Linked DNA regions of Homo sapiens: region 1 is linked to region 2. A link is an interaction called in ENCODE POLR2A ChIA-PET data of the cell type or tissue named here. Cell type or tissue: Panc1. All regions are shown on one strand. Each heading gives the region's core, and the rest is flanking DNA. Links, peaks and the distances in the headings are about the cores only. Region 1 overlaps LOC105371704 (a long non-coding RNA gene). Region 2 overlaps WSB1 (WD repeat and SOCS box containing 1).

What was found. Peaks named below come from ENCODE experiments on the same cell type or tissue, not always from the same donor. Only the 100,000 strongest peaks of a DNase experiment are listed, where the experiment ranks them.
Region 1: POLR2A ChIA-PET joins it to region 2 with 7 read pairs; 23 of 35 experiments call an interaction of 5 or more read pairs at or near these places.

What each region holds. Positions count from the first base shown.
Region 1 is chr17:27,223,562-27,231,137 of GRCh38, reverse strand. LOC105371704 (a long non-coding RNA gene) reads left to right here. Exons shown (of 3, transcript XR_934632.2): 3 at 682-954. Among named protein-coding and RNA genes, the nearest start is that of MIR4522, 67 kb to the left of the region's middle. In Panc1, for the core only: no CTCF peak of the experiment used is centred there; a DNase peak (open chromatin) is centred at 4,309; H3K27ac peaks cover 519 bases.
Region 2 is chr17:27,301,794-27,309,369 of GRCh38, reverse strand. It overlaps WSB1 (WD repeat and SOCS box containing 1), which reads right to left. Exons shown (of 9, transcript NM_015626.10): 2 at 7,414-7,576; 3 at 5,735-6,003; 4 at 4,459-4,590; 5 at 2,488-2,588; 6 at 98-270. Among named protein-coding and RNA genes, the nearest start is that of WSB1, 11 kb to the right of the region's middle. In Panc1, for the core only: no CTCF peak of the experiment used is centred there; no DNase peak of the experiment used is centred there.

The sequences.
Region 1 (7,576 bases), core at 1,232-6,231, 78 kb after region 2:
CCGGGCTAGGCCAATCAGCCTCTCCCTGAAGTGTTTCCCTGAAGCTGGAAGAGAGGAACTCTGTTCCCTCTTGGATTACAGAGCTGAAAGGAGATGAATTTGATGCTACTAGTGTTCATGTTTCTAACCAAGGGAGATGGGGCCTAGCAAGCCTTAATGGTCTTCATATATTTTCCATCAGACCTTTTAAGCTTCCCCCATGGTGACCAGCCCCAGAGTAATGCACATTTAATTCAACTTTCAATGCAGGAAAATCAATTGCATTGCACCACAGACTGTTTATTACACGTAATCTGAAGTTCAACACATAAAGAAATAAGCAATATACACAAACCATGGCACTTAAGAGTTCAATTTGGGGACCTATTTCCCCCCAGAAATCAAAATACTTATATTGTCCTAAAATATTTCACATTATAAAATAAAGTTTTTCTGTTTTTTTTTGTTTTTTAATCCAGGCTGGAATTGCTTGAAACTTTTTTTTTCCTTTGACTTTTATTTTAAGTTCAGGGGTACATGTGCAGGATGTGCAAGTTTGTTACATAGGTAAATGTGTGCCATGGGAAACTTTTAAAATAATAATTATGATGGCTTTTATTTTAACAATGCTTTATAGTTCACAAATTGTTTTCAGATATCTTACCCTATTTTGATCTTCCTCCTCAAATGCTTGTGAATTAGATAGGACAAGTAAACCCATTTAGCAGATGAAGAAACTGAGCGATGAGAAGAGCCCAACTACAAGAATGAGGAGCGCCTAACACCCACCCAGTCTAGGATGTTATTAATCCCAAAAGAACTTCATTCTATTTGGAGCTCGTGGGGGTGGAGAGATGGAAGCAGGAAGAACCTAAATTGTGTCTACCACTGGAATTCAGATTTGTCTTGACTTGATAAGGTAGGCTCACCAGAAGGCTTTATGTTTTCTGCTAGTTTGTTTTGTAGGTTTTTAGAGATCTCTCAGGTGGAGAGGGTTGAATTCATCATACCCCTCAATTCATGGTACGTTATCATCACCAAGGAACTGCTCTTGTTTTATTCAATTACGTACTTTCCTTTTATACACCATCCATATTCCTTTTTTTTTTTTTTTTTTGACAAGGTTTCACTCTGTTGCCCAGACTGGAGTGCAGTGGCACAATCATAGCTCATTATAGCCTTGACTTCCTGGGCTCGATAGATCTGCCTGCCTCAGCCTCCTGAGTAGCTGGGACTACAGGTATGTGCCACCACACCCAGCTAATTTTTTTGTATTTTTTGTAGAGATGGGCTTTCACCATGTTGCCCAGGCTAGTCTTGAATTCCTGGGCTCAAACGATCTGCCCATCTAGGCTTCCTAAAGTGTTGGGATTACAGGTGTGAGCCACGGAACCCAGCCCATGCTCCGTTTATATAGAGTTCAAAATAGGCAAGGCTATTCTCTAGTTTCCAGGGTGGGGGTGCAGATAATACTTTAGTTTTTTTTTTTTAATCTGGATCATGTTTATATAGAGTTATTCATTTTGCAAAAATCTATTGTGCTGTGTACTTAATAATTGGTGTAGCTTTCTGTATGTATATACTTCATTAAAATTTTTACTTGAAAAAGTCCTGTTGGAATTTTGAATCATCTTGCATAAATTTATAGATGAATTTGGGAGCGAATTAATATCTTAGAATTGTTAAGGTCATCTTATCCATGAACATGTTGCTAACATTTTAAGAGAGATATTTGTCATGAGGGGTATTGGTCTGTAACTTTTTGGTTTGGGATTGTTTCTTTCTTTTCTTTTTCCTTGCAAAGTCTTTGTCTGAATTTAATAACAGTATAATGTTGGCCTCATAGAATGAGTTGGGGAGTGTTAACTCCTCTTCAATTTTCTGAAAGAGTTTGTGCAGAATTGGTATTAGTTATTCCTTAAATGTGATGGAATTCACCAGAGAAGCTACCTGGGCCTGAAGTTTTCTCTGTGGGAAGGATTTTGAACTTCAGATTCTATTTCTTTTTTCTTTTTTTTTTTTTTTGAGACGGAGTCTTGCTGTCGCCCAGGCTGGAGTGCAGTGGCACAATCTCGGCTCACTGCAGGCTCCGCCCCCCGGGGTTCACACCATTCTCCTGCCTCAGCCTCCTGAGTAGCTGGGACTACAGGCGCCCGCTACCTCGCCTGGCTAATTTTTTGTATTTTTAGTAGAGACGGGGTTTCACTGTGTTAGCCAGGATGGTCTCGATCTCCTGACCTCGTGATCCGCCCGCCTCGGCCTCCCAAAGTGCTGGGATTACAGGCGTGAGCCACCGCGCCTGGCCAATTGTCTATTTCTTTAATAGATACAAGACTACTCAGATTATCTATTTTTTTCTTTTCCTTTTTTTTTTTTTTTTTTTTTTTTTTTGAGACAGAGTTTTGCTCTGTCTCCTAGGCTGGACTGCAGTGGCACGATCTCTGCTCACCACAACCTCCACCTCCCAGGTTCAAGCAATTCTCCTGCCTCAGCCGTTCAAGTATCTGGGATTACGGGCACCCGCCACCATGCCCAACTAATTTTTTTTTTTATTTTTAGTAGAGACAGGGTTTCACCATGTTGGTCAGGCTGGTCTCGAATTCCTGACCTCAGGTGATCCACTTGCCTTGGCCTCCCAGAGTACTGGGATTACTTCCAGTCCTGCAAGCTCCATTAAGGGTAAATGCCGTATACAGGTGTACCATTTTACAGGCATAAGCCACCATGCCTGGCCATCTATTTCTTGTTGAATGAGTTTTGGTAGTTTGTCTTTCAAAAAATTTGTCCTTTTCATCTAAGTTGTCATATAAGTTTCCCTAAGGCCAGGGGTGGTGGCTCACATCTGTAATCCCAGCCCACTGAGGGGCTGATGGGAGATTGCCTGAGGTTTGGAGTTTGAGACCAGCCTGAGCAACATTGCAAGACCCTGTCTCTACAAAAACAATTTTTTAAATTAGCTGGTTGTTGTCGTACATGCCTGTAGTCCCAGCTACTCAGGGGTCTGGGGTAGGAGGATCGCTTGAGTCTAGGAGTTTGAGGCTGCAGTGAGCTCTGATCATGCCACTGCATTATATGCTTGGGTGACAGAGTGAGATCCTATCTCAAAAAAAATTGTCATAAAATTGTTCATAAAATTCCCTTATCATCCTCTAATATCTGAGAGCCCGTGGGGATGTTGGCTGTCTCATTCCTGATATTGCTAATTTTTATCCTCCCTTTCTTTCCTGATTAGTGTGGCTAGAAGTTTTCAATCTTATTGATCTTCTCAAAGAAAGAGCTTTTTGTTCCACTGAATTTTTTTCTATTATTTTTCTGTTTTCTAGTGTGTTGATTTCCACTCTAATCTTTGCTATTTCCTTTCTTCTGATTACTTTAGATTTAATTTACTCTTCTTTTTTGTTTAAGAATCTTAAGGTGGAAGCTGAGAACATTGACATGAAAAAAATAGATCAATGGACTCAAACAGAGTCCAGAAATAGACCTGCACTTACATGGACAACTGGTTTTTATTAAAAGTGCAAAGACAACTCAGTGGAGAAAGGACAGTCTTTTAAATAAACGGTACTAGAATAACTGGATATCCATAGGCAAAACAATAGATTTTGATTCTTATCTCATAAAATATTCAAAAATTAATTCAGATGTATCACAGACCTAAAGGTAAAACCTAAAACATGAACATTTCTAGAAGAAAATCTTTGTGACCTTGTATTAGGCAATGATTTCTTAGCTACACCAAAAGCATAATCCATAAAAGGAGAAATTGATAAACTGGACTTTAGCAAAATTAAGAATCTCTGCTCTTTGAAACATCTTGGTAAGACAATAAAAAGACAGCCCAGAGACTGAAGTAAATATTTGCAAATCATATACTTAATAAAGGACTTGTATCCAGAATATACTCAGCACTCTCAAAACTCAATAATAAGAAGCAACTCAACTTTTTTAGATGGGCAAAATATTTGAATAGATATTTCACCAAAGAAGGCATGTAGATGGCAAATAAGTGCAGTCATGTGCCACTTAGCAACAGAGATATGTTCTGAGAAATGTATTGTCAGATGATTCTATCATTGTGCAGACATCGTAGAGTGTACTATACAAATCTAGACGGTATAACCTACTATACACCTAGGATATGTGGGATAGCCTATTGGATAGGCTACAAACTTGTACAGCATGTTACTGTCCTGAATATTTTAGGCAATTGTAACACAACGGGAAGTATTTGTGCATCTAAACATAGAGGTGGCATAGTAAAAATATGTATAAAACAGAAAATGGTACACCTGGATAGGGCATTTACCGTTAATGGAGCTTGCAGGACTGGAAGTTGCTCTGAGTGAGTCAGTGAGTGAGGGTGAGTCACTGTGAAGGCCTAGGACATTACTGTAACTACTGTTTACTTTGTAAACACTGTACACTTAGGCTACACTAAATTTATTTTTAAAATATTTTTCTTTCTTCAATAATAAATTAACCTTAGCTTATTGTAACTTTTTAATTTCATAAACTTTTTGATATTTTAAAACTTCTGACTCTTTAATAACACTTAATGTATAACACACATTGTATAGCTGCACAGAACAATTTTTTCTTCATATCCTTATTCTATAAGCATTTTTCTATTAAAAAGTTTTTGTTTTTTTTTTACTTTTTAAACTTTTTTGTCCCAAACTAAGACACAAACACACACATTAGCCTGGGCCTACAAATCATCAGGATCATCAATATCACTAATATCACTGTCTTCCACCTCCACGTCTTGTCCCACTGGGAGATCTTCGGGGGAAATAACATGCATGGAGCTGTCTTCTCCTGTGTTAACAATCCCTTCTTCTGGAATACCTCCTGAAAGACCCAGCCATTCCACTCCTGAGTATTTATCCAAGAGATATGAAAGTATAAGTCAATATAAAGACTTGGATATGAATATTCATGTCAGCTTTATTTGTATTAGTTCAAAACTGGAGACAACCTAAATGTGCATCAATGGGTGAATGAGTAAACAAATTATGGTACATACAAACCATGGAATAACACTACTTGGCAATAAAGAGGAATACATTACTGATACACACAACCCCAGGGATGAACCTCAAAATAATTATGCTGAGTTAAAGAAGCCAGACAATAAAATTGCTGGATAATTCTATTTATATAAAATTCTAGTAATGAAAATTAATCTATAGTGACAAAAAATGGTTAATGGCTGCTTGGGAATGGGAAAGGGTTCAGGGAGAGGTGAGAGGAAAGGGTTGCAAAAAGACATGAGAAAAGTTTTGGGAATGATGGATATATGTTCACCATGGATATATGTTCACCATTTTTAGGGGTGGTGATTGCACAGGTGTATACATATGTCAAAACCTAAATTGTTCACTTTAAAATGTACTATCAATTGTAGGTCAGGTACACTTCAATAAAGCCAGGCACAGTGGCTCATGCCTGTAAGCCCGGCACTTTGGGAGGCTGAGGTGGGCAGATTGCTGGAGCTCAGAAGCTCAAGGCAGCCTGGGCCACATGGTAAAACCCCATCTCTACCAAAAATACAAAAATTAGCCAAGTGTGGTGGTGTGAACCTGTAGTCCTGGCTACTTGGAAGGCTGAGGTGGGAGGATTGCTTGACCCTGAGAGGCGGAGGTTGCAGTAAGCTAAGATTACGCCACTGCACCCCAGCTTGGGTGACAGAGTGAGACCCTGTCACAGAAAAAAAAGAAAAAGAAAAAGAAAAAAGGCATGTCTTTCATTATCTGAGTCTTTTAAAACATCCTTTAAAGGAGTTTTATATTTTTCCTCATAAAGATTTTGTGCAGTTGTGTTAGGTTAATTCCAGGATACACAATAATTTCTGGTGCTACTGTGATGTATCTTAATTCATATTTTCTCACTACTTATTGTATTAGTAGTATCAGTTATGTCACTTATGTATGGCTGCATAATAAACCACTCCCTAAACTCAGCGAATAAATACAACCATGTTGTTACTTACGAACCCAGGGGTCAGAGTTTCAGGCAGCGCTCCACAGGAAGTGCTCCACATGACATCAGTGGGGTGACTGGACTGTCTTAGAGGCTTCCAGATGGCTTCATTCACATGTCTGAGGGCCTGATGGTGGGCAGGAGAGCAAAGGCACATTGCAAAGGGATGGATCCAGAGAGGCATGATTCACTGGAGACAGTTTTTAATATTTTACCTTAATGAGGAGGAACACTGTATTGGTTAGATTTATGTGTCAGCTTGACTGGGCCATGGGGTGCCTAGGTATTTGGTCACACATTATTCTAGGTGTTTCTGTGAGGCTGTTTTTTGGATGAGCTTAACATTTAAATTGTAGACTGATGCAAGCAGATTGCCCTCTATAATGTGGATGGGCCTCATCCAATCAGTTGAAGGCCTGACCAGAAGAAAAGGCTGACCATCCGCCGAGTAGAATTCTCCTGCCTGATGGCTTTTGAAATGAGTCATTGGCTCTTCCTGGTTCTACAGGAGCTTTCTGACTTCACACTTAAACTGGGATATTGACTCAGACTTGGACAGATTTGGATTTGCCAGCCTCCATAATCACATAAGACAATTCCTTCTAATAAATCCTTTATTATTTCTTATAATAAATGAATGAATGAATGTATCCTACTAATTCTGTTTCTTGAGAGACCCCTGACTAATACAGCATTATTAATTTTGTAAGTGATTATTTGCATGACAACCTTGGGGAACTTTCTTATTCGTACATTTTTGCTTCTCTATATAATCCTTCCACCTCTAATTTATTTTTCTTGCCTTATAATGATGGCAAATACCTCCAATACTACAATTAAAAGTAACTTTGACAATGGGTATCCTTATCTTTTCTCCCCATTTTAAAGCAAAATGAATCTGAAATTTTTCAGCTAACCATAATGTCTTTCTGCAGTTTTTTTTTTTTTTTTAAAGTGCATTTTATGGAGGTAGAGAGTAGAATGGTGGTTACCAGAGTCTGGAAGGGGAATGAGGGTGAAAGAACTAACTTGGTGAAGCGGTACAAAAACGCCGTTCTGTAGAGGAACTAAGTTCTAGTATTCAATAGTAAAGTATATTTATAATATAAATATTACAGTTACAAATAATTTATTTTATTCTTCACAATAGCTGGAAGAGAAGATGTGTAATATTCCCAGCACAAAGAAAAGACAAATGTTTGAAGAGATGGATATCCCAATTACTCTAATTCTGATTATTATTATTATTTTATTATTATTATTATACTTTAAGTTTTAGGGTACATGTGCACAATGTGCAGGTTAGTTACATATGTATACATGTGCCATGCTGGTGTGCTGCACCCATTAACTCGTCATTTAGCATTAGGTATATCTCCTAATGCTATCCCTCCCCCCTCCCCCCACCCCACAACAGTTCCCAGAGTGTGATGTTCCCCTTCCTGCGTCCATGTGTTCTCATTGTTCAATTCCCATCTATGAGTGAGAACATGCGGTGTTTGGTTTTTTGTCCTTGAGATAGTTTACTGAGAATGATAATTTCCAATTTCATCCATGTCCCTACAGAGGACATGAACTCATCATTTTTTATGGCTCTGCAGGTTTTTAGTAGATG
Region 2 (7,576 bases), core at 1,335-6,334:
TGTAATTTTAGGTTGCATATATTGGTGATTGTAATTATTCACATAACTTGATAGGTGGAGATGAATTATAGACTAAAATAATTCATGCTGTACCCACCCAAATTCCATCAGAATGTCTCCATTATGTGGATCCCAGATATATACTCGAGTATCATAAGATGCAGTAGCCAGTAATGCTCCATCAGGAGAAAAGTCACAAGCTACCACATCATGGTGATGTCCTTCTAGTTTCCGTATCATGGTGTATTTATCCATATTCCAAAGGAAAACCTGCAATAAAAAGGCAAATGTTATAGCTTCATTCAGACATACAGAGGACAAAATGGCACATCTTATACTAAAACTGCTAAATTTAATTAAGATTATATTAAGCATTATAAATTATGAGTAATTTAAAGAATATGCTCAGTGTCATAGTCAGATTAAAATCAGTCTTTAAGTTAATTAAGGCAGACATGCAAATTCTATTTCAAATGTTTCTGTTAAATGTTAATTTAAAAATAAGCCTAAACATAAAATAAAGGCAATGCAATTTAACCACAAAGCTATACTGAAATCCATTTATTCCAAAAACTAATTAACTAAAATATACGGAAATAAATAGGGTTAAGTACTACAAACCCCCTTCTCTTTTTTTTCCAGAAACTACCAGATTTTTAAAAAAATATACAGACAGAAAACGTAAGGTTAACAAATTGTTACTCCATTGGCATCTCCCTTTGAGATAATCACTTGTTTACAATAGGCTTGGGTCACCAACTTGAGCCTAGGAAGAGAAACAGATACTGCAAGCAAATAGAATATTCACAGCCAAATGAAATTTCTTTGGCAAACAACAAGGATGTTAAACCACATTACAAAATGAAAATGCTATTTTATGAAAATAATACAATTACATTTCAATAAATCAAAATTTAACCATCTTATTTTTCCCAAACTAACCACGATCATAAGTCATTTGAATATAAAACGGTTCAATTATTTAAGAATAAGTTCATATACAATTTTAGATTCTAAAGATCAGTAGTTAACTGTGCAGAATAGCTCTAAACAGGATTCTAATGTTTACTTCAGTCTGTTATATTAAATGTGAGCTTGGAGGTTTATCCTAAGACAATCTCTCCTCTTGGAGTAAAGCAATCCTTTTTGGTTTTTTTTTTTTCTGCACAGACACAATACATTATTTCTAAAAGAAAATAAGTACAAATTTTAAATTGAATCAAAGACGTAAGATATCTCTGGAATCTGAAAGAATTCCAAAAAATAGCACAGAGAAACCATTTGAAAGCCAAATACTTTACATTAAATTGGTTTCACTTGTCAGACTCCCAATTCCATAAAACTGGAAAATCAATTTACTCAGGAGTCAGTGTATTTTACTGTGGGGGAAATTACTTTAAAAAAGAAAAAAAGAAAGAAAGAAAAGCAGAAAGTGGACATCGACCAGCACCTGTGTACGTACAGTACACCTTGCAGCCGAATGCAAGGTTACTTCATCCTATGGTAAAGGTCGCCCCCAGCCCGGTAGCCAGAGATGCCACTCTTTCTGCCCAGCTAACACCATTGTGCGCCTGTGTGCGAGTGGTGCCAGCATAACCTCAATCACACCAATATTGCTGCCACCACCTGTGACAGGGAAAGCAAGAAGCATATGGAAAACACACAGCCTAAAATAGCAATGTCAACATCTAATTTTGTTCTTCTTATGATTTGTAAAGAACTAAACTGAGTATCTTGCTTTAAACTTCCAACATTTATAACTATCATTTTAACATACTCCTTGGGTAAATAAAATGCATTTCAACTAGCCTCCCACCCTCCATTAATTCAAAGTGTATTGTAATTATCACATGTATTTGGACTTCAACCATTTTATAAATACTTGAAGCTACTGAGATCAATTTAACTATACTAACAGAGCTGGTAAACAACTACAAGAGTTCATCAATAAGCATAACCCTCTTAACAGTCACTTTACTTAAGCTGTCTATAGGTATGCTATGTAAGACAAACAATATCAAATTTCACCTATAACTGTAGGACATACATGAGTGCTATTTTTATATTATTTTAAGTTACTTTTTTTTCAGTTAAATGTACAGGACCAGCTGGGACTCAAAACTTTAAAAACAGCAAACTGGACCAAAAAAATAGAACAACAGAGAAGAAAATAATTAGCAAGGGAATGTCTTAACATATAGACTAGATCTCTTCTACAGCACATAAACTTTTCTAGACTTACAAAAAAAAAAAACCCTGATATGCCCATTATTATCTATTATCTCTAAAAACAATCCAACTTCTCACTTGGCAATCAATAACTATATTTAATTTCCTTCATGCAAATTCTCCCCCATCATGAAATAAAACATTTAAAATATTCATGACACCGAGCACAGACTTCATAGGTTACTTAGATTTAAAATGATTATGCACACATTATCATAATCCAATTCATAATGAATGTACAAGAACTTTGACACGTACTGCTTTACTGGCTCCGACTGAACACAGCATAGAAGAGTCAGGAGAGAATGCACAGCTGTACACCCAATTCTGATGCCCCCTCAATACTTTCATCATGTTTCCTGAACAAAAAGAAATAATCTGTATTAACCCTAGAATCCACTTCAAATGAGCAGTATTTCAAAACAGCAGTAAAGCAAAGGATCACAAACATTTATAGCTGAAAGCAATTTATCTATAACAAGGGTTACCGATATACACCAGCTGCTTAGGTTTTAAATTTTACTGGAACACAATCCTGTCCATGTGTTTATGTTGTGCTCTACAGCAGACAGCATGGTTCACAAGCCTCAAATATTCAACATCTAGCCCTTCAAGAAAAAGTCTGGGGCCTGGCGCGGTGGCTCTTGTCTGTAATTCCAGCACTTTGAGAGGCTGAGGCAGGTGGACTGCTTGAGGCCAGGAATTTGAGACAATCCTGGCCAACAGGGTGAAACCCATCTCTACTAAAAAACATTAAAAAATCAGCCGGGCATGGTGGCGCATGCCGGTAATCCTAGCTACTTGGGAGGCTGAGGCACAAGAATTACTTGAACCTGGGAGGCAGAGGCTGCAGTGAGCGGAGATCACGCCGCTGCACTCCAGCCTGGGCGAAAGAGCGAGACTCCATCTCAAAAAAAAAAAAAAAAAAAAAAAAAAAAGACAGAATTCTTTTAGTCCAATCCCCTTATTTTAAAAGTTAAGCAACTGGAACACAACAGCAAGGTTAAGAAACTTGACCATCTTCAAAATGCCTTTTCATTCTTCATTTTTGAGAACCTACAACTCACTCCAAAGTCCTTGTGTATTATACCCACAGCACACAACTATGCTTAAGTATACTGAACTCTTAGTTTTACAAATACTTACTGAGTGCCTACGCATGCCAGGCCCTATGCCGGCACTGAGGATATAACTGGAAATAAGGCAAGGACCCCACTATCTTGGAGCTTATATTTTACTAAGACTATGTTCTTAAAACATGTACATTGCTGAAATTAGTTTGAGATAAGCAAGCATCATTCGATATGCAAAATAAAAAAATTATTAAAATATTTCAACTGTTGGCATCCCTTTGCACCTCAACAGCTGAGCAGATAAAACACAGAGAAGGTCCTTCATGATTTGTTAATGTTAGCATAGAACTTTATTAAGGAATGGTTACTATCTATCAGCTGGAACATCTCCAGATCTGAGGGTTTTGTTTCCTACTAATTCAATTTAAGCTTTATTACCCCTAGGCAAGCCTGTTAACCTCCAGCTTGAGGCTGTTAGAGCACCAACAGACCTTACATTTAAGGTTTTAGTTAAACATATAAACTCTTTCATTAGGGACTGAGAAAGGGAAGAGATGCTCATCTCAAATGAGGTAGCATCTCCAAAACTTTGTAAGGCTTTAGAGAAAGGTGAGTACTTGACACCAACGTATCTTTCTATTGTATTGGACAGTAAATCTTTCACTTTTTATAAAAGCACTTCTTAACCTAGCCAATTTAACGTTTACTAATATTCACATGTTATAAGTTCTGGTATGTAGGTCATGTTTCAATTTAAATTTTATTAGATACTAAGTTACTTCAAGACCTACCTAAATTTTCACTCAGCCAATACAGTAAGTTAATAACCCTCCCTAAGAGGACATAAACACAGACTGGTTCCTGTAAAATCCCAAACCTGATCCATATTTGGTCCTCAGATAGTTGATACAGATTTATGTGGTTAGTTTCTGAATAATATCAGATCATTTACTTCGAATAACTGTTGGCTCCTATTCTGGGTCACATTTATGTTTTTCTTTGATCTATTCAGGAAAGGAACCTAAGTGTTAAGGCAGAGAAAAGGAACTTTGATCACATGTCATTTTTAAAGTCAAATGCCCCACATGTTCCCAATACCTCTCCATAGTAGTATCAAGAAACAAATCCTAGTTCATAGCTTGGAAAAAAGACATACCATCATCTTTCAGGTCCCATACTCTGAGAGTTTTGTCTCTTGAAGCTGACACCAGGATCAAGCTTCCATCTGGAGCAAAAGTTAAATCTCTGACCACTTCAGTATGATCTACCAAGTTAAGGAGGAGTTTTCCTAAATATGATAGAAAAGGGAAAAAAAAGACAGTATTAATATATTTTTGTTTTGTTCTTATTTTTCTTGAGACAGGGTCTCACTCTGTCACTCAGGCTGGAGTGCAATGGCGTAATCTTGGCTCACTACAGCCTCGACCTCCTGGGTTCAAGCAATCCCCCTACCTCAGCCTCCGAAATAGTTGGAACTACAGTTACAAGTCACCACGGCTGGCCTTTTTTTTTTTTTTTTTTTTTTTTTTTTTGGAGAGATGGAGTCTCACTATGTTGCCCAGGCTGGTCTAAAACTCCTGGGCTCAAGTGATCCCCCAGCTTTGGCCTCCCAAAGTGCTGGAATTACAGGCATGAACTTTAAAATATAAAATCAAATTATTTCTTTGCTTGTTATTTCCCTGGCCTAGGAATGTTAAGCTCCTCAAAAGATACAAGTTATCCCACAACTTTAGTTTTCAAACATGATCCCAGTGAAAAAAAATGTATTTAACTAATAATGTAAGAGCTTTGTTTTCTAAGACAATCTATGTGTTCATCTTGTTTTTTTCAAGAACCCAAATTTTGACTCATTATCACCTATGTTAGTATCACTTGTTATGTTCTAATGTACATGTTCTTTTAATGCTTCTTTAAAAATCCTTTATGTTTTTGAGTACATATTATATGCCAGAAAGTGTTTTAGGCAATAAGCAACACATTTATTTCTAGTTGCCCAAAGAATTTAACTTCTCAATCTATCTAAACTTTCACTAAACCTTTCCAAGGTGAGATGATTACTGAAATCTGATTTACCTCGAAAACCTCTAAGCTATCAATCATTGAAAAAGCATAAACAAAGAAAACACCTTGACATGTGAGTCATTAACTAAATAACTAGTTTATAAAGGACAACTAACTAAACATTCCCTGGAAAACCCTTTCCTACTGTAATACTCTCTAAAGAGTGATGAAGCAATATGAACTCCATAGTTTTCCTAAATTAAAATCATGAGCTGAAGAAGGTGACATTCAGGTCTATTATAAAGACGCACCTATGCCATCAATTCTTGCTTTTCAGTAAGCTGAAATCCTCAAATCCCAATTCCAGTGCCTATAAGCAGTGCCCTGCATCATAAAATAATACATTTGCTTTAAAAACTATGAATCCATACCTGTATATACATCCCATATTTTGATACGCCCATTGTTCAACCCTGTAGCAAGAAGTAGCTGATCTTGTCCAAATCTGAAGCGATGCCATTCTATATTTACACAGCGACTCTGTTTTTCTGGAACTGATGACCCAAAAGCAAGACTCCAGACTATATCTCCACAGTCTATAATATGTTCACGAGGCTTATTTTTCTGACCACCATCACTATTTTGTCTTGGCAATCTTAAACTGCTTGAATTGGTAACATTCTTGGTGCCATGCAAGAGACTGGAGTGGGGGAAGTCAGATGGAAATTGTATTATTATTCACTCTGGACTCCTCTGGACATTGAATAATTACAAGTGTTTGTTAAAATAACCTCAATATTATTATAATGACACCAAATAACAATAGAATCCTATAGATAGGAAGGGAAAGGTTGATATTTGAACTACGAGAGAAGGACATTAATAGAAATTCTCAGTGACTGAGTAGTAAGTTCAACAATAAAGCAATTTATATTATAACTTATTTGCCTCCCAAATTTTCCTCAAAACCACCGAATCAACTGGTGCTCCTTCAACCTAAAAACACAAGTATAAATAAGCAAAAAACAAACAAACAAACAAAAAAACCCAGTAACTTAAGATATGGTCAAGCTGATATCAGAAAATTGCCTTAAAGGGGGAAAAAAATCCTCAAACCATAATGATCAGTTTCCCATAGGTTCCAGACCTCAAGTTATATGTAATGAGAACATTAGTGACTATAACCATGAAGGTCTGCTAGACACAAAAAAAACAGGGAAAGATCCAATATAGCACATGATACATTTTAGAAAAACTTTCAACAAACATCCAAACTCAATTTACCCCAAACAGAGGGACTATAAGTCCATTAAAAACAAAAACAACAACAACAACAACAAAGGGCCAGGCTCGGTGGCTCACGCCTGTAATCCCAGCACTTAGGGAGGCTGAGGAGGGTGGATCACCTAAAGTCAGGAGTTCGAGACCAGCCTGGCCAACACGGTGAAACCCCTGTCTCTACTACTATGCACCAGGGTTATCCAACAAAATGTAAAATCCAAAGTGAATCCAAAAAGCTTCACATCACAGAAGTCACCTACTCTGGCACAACACTATATATATATATACACTTGTTAGACACAATCTGACTTTTAACATACAGAAAAACTTAATGTATAAATAACACCAGACAATTCTTTTTTTTTTTTTTTTTTTGAGACATTATTTGGCTCTGTCACCCAGGCTGGAGTGCAGTGGTGCTATCTCGACTCACTACAACCTCCGGCTCCTGGGTTCAAGCAATTCTTCTGCCTCAGCCTCCCGAGTAGCTGGGACTACAGGTGTGCCACACCACGCCCAGCTAGTTCTTGTATTTTCAGTAGAGATGGGGTTTCACCATGTTGGCCAGGCGGGTATCAAACTCCTGACCTCAAGTGATCTGCCTGCCTTGGCCTCCCAAAGTGCTGGGATTATAGGCCTGAGCCGCCGCGCCCGGCCCAAAGAATTCTTTACACAAAATTTCCAATAAATATATTCAGCCCATGATTAAAACTCACGACATCATCTATAAAGTAAAACTTAAATATCAAAATGTTTTTATTACCCTACACTGAGAGAAAATGGTAAATTCCACAAACAGATACAAAATACAGAAAAGTAACAGTCTTACAAGTTCTGAAGGCACTGGGACCACGGAACAAGCTTTACTGTGCGATGTCCTTGTGACCAAGCAAAGTATGAACCATCTGGAGCAAAAGCAACAGTCCAATTTTCACGACCACATTTCTTGTCAAAAGGAGCTGCAGGAGCTAAAAGTTCACCTATAGTACGTA